2 separate regions of the Homo sapiens genome follow, and region 1 is linked to region 2. A link is a contact called in ENCODE Hi-C or POLR2A ChIA-PET data. All regions are on one chromosome and are shown on one strand. The core of a region is the stretch at or near the end of the contact, and the rest is flanking DNA. Distances in the headings are between cores, read along the strand shown.

The links. A loop is a pair of places that touch in the nucleus more often than their neighbours do. ChIA-PET counts read pairs that join two places held with the same protein, here RNA polymerase II (POLR2A). Pooled maps may share reads with other maps.
Region 1: a loop to region 2 is called in a pooled map, with 8 times the contacts of the local background. The contact joins the enhancer-like site here to the promoter of TAP1 in region 2. A Hi-C loop is called at or near these places in 1 of 168 maps with a recorded cell type or tissue (CD14-positive monocyte) and 3 of 50 pooled maps. POLR2A ChIA-PET finds 5 or more read pairs at or near these places in 2 of 52 experiments (K562 and OCI-LY7).

The regions. Positions count from the first base shown.
Region 1 is chr6:32,395,694-32,399,165 of GRCh38, reverse strand. It overlaps BTNL2 (butyrophilin like 2), which reads left to right. Exons shown (of 8, transcript NM_001304561.2): 5 at 2,780-3,127. All of the region lies in intron 2 of TSBP1-AS1 (TSBP1 and BTNL2 antisense RNA 1), which reads right to left. Among named protein-coding and RNA genes, the nearest start is that of HCG23, 6.9 kb to the right of the region's middle. Within about 2 kb of position 1,450, at least 2 of the 41 ENCODE cell types and tissues checked have a DNase peak (open chromatin) inside an H3K27ac peak, as active enhancers do; they include OCI-LY7, where a contact is called at or near this core.
Region 2 is chr6:32,852,196-32,855,686 of GRCh38, reverse strand. It overlaps TAP1 (transporter 1, ATP binding cassette subfamily B member), which reads left to right and starts at 1,983. Exons shown (of 11, transcript NM_000593.6): 1 at 1,983-2,648; 2 at 3,185-3,299; 3 at 3,448-3,491. The coding sequence starts at 2,051. PSMB9 (proteasome 20S subunit beta 9) reads right to left here and starts at 1,495. Exons shown (of 6, transcript NM_002800.5): 1 at 1,398-1,495. The coding sequence starts at 1,457.

The DNA of each region.
Region 1 (3,472 bases), core at 201-2,700, 460 kb after region 2:
CACTTATAAGGGGGAGCTGATTGGTGAGAACACATGGATGCATGGCAGGGAACAACACACACTGGACACCTGTTGGGGGATGGGGGAGGGAGAGCATCAGGAAGAACAGCTAATGGATGCTGGGCTTAACACCTGGGTGATGGGATGACCTGTGCAGTAAGCCACCATGGCACATGTTTACCTATGTAACAAACCTGCACATCCTGCACATGTACCCCGGAACTTAAAATTGAAAGAAAAAAAAAGTGGGTTAGGCATAGTGGCTCCCAAGGAGCTTGTATTCTAGTAGAACATCAATTATTAACAAACAGGGCTGCATGATTTTTTTAGCACTTTAAACTTTAGTTTTACTTGGATTCTGGACAAAAGGAGTTTTGTCTGTATCTGTAATGCATCAAATTAATTGAATCTCCATACTTACATTTTGCTTCCTTCAGTCTCCATTGAAGTCAATTTTAGCTCTTAATTACCTATGTCAGGCAGGGCAAGCCAGTTTAAGATCTAATATGTGCACAGGTCACACACGGACAGGGAATAAAATCCTCATATGGATAAAGGAGATGAGGAAACAGTCTGTTTTATTAAGTAATTTACCGTAAGCCATGTGGATGCAGAAACAGCCCCAAACTAATCCCTAGTCCATTTTTTCTGATTCTTGTCTTCAGACTTTAATAGATACATAGGAGAGGAAAATAATATTGTTTTAGGTAAAATTACAGGACAAAGCAAACAAAATGCTGGAAATAACTGGGAGTCAACTGTTACCTGGAATGGAAGGTAATAATCTGAAAATTCAAATTGTGTTGACAGGGACTTTCCTCTCTACAAAGGTAGCTGGCAGTTTTCGGCCAATGACATAATGGGATGTTAACGCCTTTGGCCAGTGACTCTATGCAGAGAACCAACAATTTTATGCTTGTGTTTCTATTATAAATGATCACACCTTATGCAAAACCATTCTTATCATTTAACAGAAAAGGACGACACTTAATTTAGAATAGAGAAAAAATGGCACGGGCAGGGCCTGATGAGAATGGAAAATGTAATATAGCTTGGGCCCAGGAAAGCCCTCAGAGAACATCTTTCCCCACTTTGCACAGTGAGAGAATTAGACCCCTTTTTTACATTCATCATTGTTTCACAATTTGTACTTTGCCGACTTCCCCAATTATTGATCTTAAAATGTTAATTTTAATTTTCAAAATTATTTGAGGACATTCAACTGGTGTGTGTCTATAACTCCACCTATGTGGAGCATTGGGGAAATAAAATATAGCGGCTGGACCAGACTTACAAGGTACTATAAAGTCCACCTAGAGGAAAGCTTCTTCAAATATCATTACCAAAAGTCCACATGAGACATGTTTTTAAACCCCTCCCTATTACCACGTCAGAGGGTGGGGATGGCTCCAACGCCTTCAAGTCTCACAGGTCTGTGCACCTCTGCTCACGCTGCAGGGTCTTCCAGGCACTTAATGCAAACTATTTTGTTCAACTCTGAAACATTATGATTTTGGTAGTTGTATAGCAAATTTACAGTTTAAGAAACTGAGGCATTAAGAAGTAGTTTAAGACAGATTAAGAAGTAGTTTAAAATCATACAGAATTGAAGTGTTAGAAGAAAAACTTTAGACAGACTAAATTTAGCAGAGTCTAACTGAGAAAAGGATGACTCATAAACAAGCCATCCCTCAGAATCAGAACGGTTTCAGAGAATTCAAAGCAGCAATTTGGTCAGACAGCATTTATGGACAGAAAATGGAAATGAGGTACAGAAAACAGAAGTGAGGTACAGAGACAGCTCTATTGGTTGCAGCCTGGCGTTTGCCGATTTGAACAGGGTTTCAACAGTTGGCTGCCTGCAACTAACAGAAGTGCAGCAGCTGCTACTCAGCTATTTATTACAAAAGTGTACTCCTAAGTTAGCCTTAGCTCCTAAGTTAGGCTTATTCATAAAATAATTTTGCAATTAAAACTCTCAGAATAAAATGAGCAATTTATAAATTTGGCCCCAGGATGCCTCTGTACCTGAGTGCTTATGTAACAAACTGCAACCTAAGTTAGGCTTTCAGTAGTTGACGTACTAAGTTAAATTGCAGTTTGTTACATAAGGAGTCAGGTACAGAGGCATCTGGGGCCAAATTTATAAACTGTTCACTTTATTCTGGGTGTTTTTTGTTTGTTTGTTTTTAAAGTCTCGCTTTGTCACCCAGCCTGGAGTGCAGTGGCATGATCTCAGCTCACTGCAACCTCTGCCTCCCGGGTTCGAGCAATTTTTCCACCTCAGCCTCCTGAGTAGCTGGGATTACAGGCACCCACCATCATGCCCGACTAATTTTTGTATTTCTGTAGAGACGGGGTTTCACCATGTTGGCCAGGCTGGTCTTGAACTCCTGACCTCTGGTGATCCACCCGCTTCGGCCTCCCAAAGTGCTGGGATTATAGACTTGAGCCACCACACCCAGCCTATCTGGGAGTTTTAATTGCAAAATTATTTTATTATTGGTCTGTAAACTGAAAAAAATACAGGTAGAAGCAGGTAGGGATTCAATTACTGTTTTACTCAGACTGACACACATCATGGAATGATTCCTCCTTAAAGAAGAGCAACCTCTATTCTGAGTCCATGAAACCCCCACCTCACCTAAGGATGACCCTGAGCCTCACAGCAACCCTGGGATGCTCATGGTTTCTAAACTCCAATGGAGCTGTTCTTAGAGATGACATTATTGGTTCCATTTTGATTCTTTCATTGTGTTTTGTCCACTCTATTTAACAGCTTCTTTAAAAGTGAATGGACCTTCCCAGCCCATCCTCGTCAGAGTGGGAGAAGATATACAGCTAACCTGTTACCTGTCCCCCAAGGCGAATGCACAGAGCATGGAGGTGAGGTGGGACCGATCCCACCGTTACCCTGCTGTGCATGTGTATATGGATGGGGACCATGTGGCTGGAGAGCAGATGGCAGAGTACAGAGGGAGGACTGTACTGGTGAGTGACGCCATTGACGAGGGCAGACTGACCCTGCAGATACTCAGTGCCAGACCTTCGGACGACGGGCAGTACCGCTGCCTTTTTGAAAAAGATGATGTCTACCAGGAGGCCAGTTTGGATCTGAAGGTGGTAAGTAAGAATTCTAGATAGATATTTTGTATTCAATACCTGCTCCTGCCACTTTAATATGCTAGTTCCTGGACAATTTCTCTGACATTTGAAATTTTCTTAATGCTTATTCATCATCAAATTTATATCAAATCCTCCAGTGTGTGAAACTGTCATAGTTACTTAAAATCCACAAACTCAAATGGATGAAATTTAATTATTTGGGCATATAACTTGTATCTTTTCCAGTATCTTCAAAAATTGACCATATCTTTAAGGAAATCTGAGTATCTTACTACATATTTTACAAAAGGCTCATTGTTTCACAGTGTGTTATTAGAATTCTGAGAAATGCAATAAAATTCTAGAA
Region 2 (3,491 bases), core at 734-3,233:
AATCCTCCACTCTCACCCCCCATTTCATCAGAAGTGAGCTCTTCCAATTTACTGAACATTGGAAAAAATCGAGGAGGGCAGTGGTTAGCATGGCCAGGGGCAAGGCAGGAGAGAAGCAGCAAGGAACACATACAGATGGTTGAAAATAAAAGTTTCAGTTATGGAATTTCCGATCAAGAGGTAAATACATATCTCAGCAGCCAGGGAGGTAAATTTGTACCAAGAGATAATTTGACTGAGAAGTTTAAGCTGACTTTTCCAGGTCAAGAAAAGAATCAAGAAGAAGTGAGGGAAGATAAAGCTACATTTATTCTACTATTGAGTTGGAAGGAGCCTTAAAGATCCTCGGTTCAAATGAGGAAACCAAGTCACAGAAAATGCAAACGACTTATGCAAAGTCACACAGAGTTAATAGTAGACCTGGGACTAAAATTCAGGTCTAACTCTTATCCCTTGTTTCCACTTCTACTTCCTACTTGCCACTGCTCATTTGGCAGTGAGGGGAGATTTCCCAAATTATAAGTGGTTTCACTGTGTCTTTCTTACCAGGCCGTAAGTTACTCTGGCCCCAAAGGACGCTCCTCTGAGTATGCTTTCCGACGGACCGACTTATCATGAATAGAGGGTCAAAGAACAGGGTTAACTTCAAGTTAGAGGCTATTCCTCTCTAACAAAGCCGCCCCCAAGCCACGAGTGGTGGCAGTAGTCCAGAGCAGAAGCCAGCCAGCCAGTCTTGGGGCTGCCATCTGCCCCAGGCGCCCATCCTAAGCAAAGTCCCCCCAGTGGGCACATGGGAGTGGGCAGGGAAGACACAGGGAAGGGAGTAAGGCAGCATCTGGGCCAAGGAGAGGCCTTCCTGGGTCAAGCTAGGGAAGGGCATCACTAGTTAACACAGAACGCCCATTATCAGTGCTTGGGCTAAGAGTTGCCCAGTGGCAAGTTTATCAAAAGTCTGTGTGATGAGTTGGTCCTTCTCAATAAGTGCCTATATTTCCTTCTCCCAAGTGCTGTTCTACTTCACCCAGGGCACCATTTCCTCATCTCTTTGCACCATCCCCAACCCCCTTTCTTGATTTAACCAGCCCCCACTGTCCGGGACCAGAGTGAAAGCGAAAGCGCTTTAGAGTAGCTTCCCGTTGACGCTTCCAGCTAAGAGTCAAAGCACCCGCTTTTTCCACCAGCCTCGCGTGCCTGTTCCCTTCACGGACACTCTAGACGACCCCCCTCAGAAAAGAAATACTCTATGCTCATTGCGGGTTGCAAGCGCTGGCTGCTACAGGCGACCTCCCTGCGCTCCCGTTGGTCTCTGCATTCACTTCTCCGCGCGCGCTTCCAGGGTCCCCTGGCCGCTGCATCTCCTCCACCCCTCTGCCAACCCTCAAGCCCAGACCCATTACCCCGGTGTGGACTTCTCCCGCCCGGGGTAAGTCCCCGGTTGGTGCTCCCGCCCGCAGCATCCCTGCAAGGCACCGCTCTCCTCGCCGCCTGGGGCACTGGTTTCCAACCTGGGACAGCGCACAACGCGCAGCCGACAGCCCCGCCCCTTCGCGGCGCCGCCAGGAGGCGCCTGGGTGCTGCGGGGCTGCTTTGCGCGCGGCGCTAACGTGTGTAGGGCAGATCTGCCCCGAGACAAGTGACGAGGCAGCCCCGCCCTGAGGCTGGGGTGGGAAAACTGGTGCAAGTGGAAAGGCAGGAGGCAGGGAGAGGCGAGAAGGGTGTGCGTGATGGAGAAAATTGGGCACCAGGGCTGCTCCCGAGATTCTCAGATCTGATTTCCACGCTTGCTACCAAAATAGTCTGGGCAGGCCACTTTTGGAAGTAGGCGTTATCTAGTGAGCAGGCGGCCGCTTTCGATTTCGCTTTCCCCTAAATGGCTGAGCTTCTCGCCAGCGCAGGATCAGCCTGTTCCTGGGACTTTCCGAGAGCCCCGCCCTCGTTCCCTCCCCCAGCCGCCAGTAGGGGAGGACTCGGCGGTACCCGGAGCTTCAGGCCCCACCGGGGCGCGGAGAGTCCCAGGCCCGGCCGGGACCGGGACGGCGTCCGAGTGCCAATGGCTAGCTCTAGGTGTCCCGCTCCCCGCGGGTGCCGCTGCCTCCCCGGAGCTTCTCTCGCATGGCTGGGGACAGTACTGCTACTTCTCGCCGACTGGGTGCTGCTCCGGACCGCGCTGCCCCGCATATTCTCCCTGCTGGTGCCCACCGCGCTGCCACTGCTCCGGGTCTGGGCGGTGGGCCTGAGCCGCTGGGCCGTGCTCTGGCTGGGGGCCTGCGGGGTCCTCAGGGCAACGGTTGGCTCCAAGAGCGAAAACGCAGGTGCCCAGGGCTGGCTGGCTGCTTTGAAGCCATTAGCTGCGGCACTGGGCTTGGCCCTGCCGGGACTTGCCTTGTTCCGAGAGCTGATCTCATGGGGAGCCCCCGGGTCCGCGGATAGCACCAGGCTACTGCACTGGGGAAGTCACCCTACCGCCTTCGTTGTCAGTTATGCAGCGGCACTGCCCGCAGCAGCCCTGTGGCACAAACTCGGGAGCCTCTGGGTGCCCGGCGGTCAGGGCGGCTCTGGAAACCCTGTGCGTCGGCTTCTAGGCTGCCTGGGCTCGGAGACGCGCCGCCTCTCGCTGTTCCTGGTCCTGGTGGTCCTCTCCTCTCTTGGTAAGGGGAACGCAGGGCAAGAGGGGAGGACACAAGGGGACTGGGACAGGAATCAAAGGTAATTGTCAGTAAGGTAGAGTAGCGTGGGTTCTGGGAAATGTGGAGCAGGAGAAGGACTCCTAGCGTGGGTCTTGGAACACCACTTCGGTGTAGAAGAAACGGCACTGGACTGGCGGGGGCCAGAGGTTCTGGGCTCCATTGCTGACCGGGTCTTGATTCTTTGGGCCACGCCGGAAGCGGGGAAATCCTTTGCTCTGGGGCCGAAGGGCGGGGCATCCTCATCTCTAACAGGAGGCTTTTCTACTTCATGATCTCCAGCCTTCCTAATAAAATCCTGAAAGTTCTGGTAGAGCAACCACAGGGTAGTGAGTTCCAGGGCAGCCTATTTAGGTTCGGGATTGAGACGTCAGTGTTTCCTTTCTGCTGATGCCCTCCAGGATAATGGTGAGGGGGAGGAGGCGTGGTGGGGCCAGTCTGACTGGAACTGACCTACTTAGACTTAATATTTGTGCGTGACCTCTCTTCTCTTTCTCCAGGGGAGATGGCCATTCCATTCTTTACGGGCCGCCTCACTGACTGGATTCTACAAGATGGCTCAGCCGATACCTTCACTCGAAACTTAACTCTCATGTCCATTCTCACCATAGCCAGGTCTGGGGGCTGAAAATGGGGCACCCTGCAAATGAGGGAGTTGGAAGTTGGGGCTGCTGTCCGAAATGCACTTATATGGGGATACCTGGGACCTTCAGTCTGTTCCCTGAACACACCCTGATCCCCTTTTTTTCCGGGTTCTTTATAGTGCAGTGCTGGAGTTCGTGGGTGACGGGATCTATAACAACACCA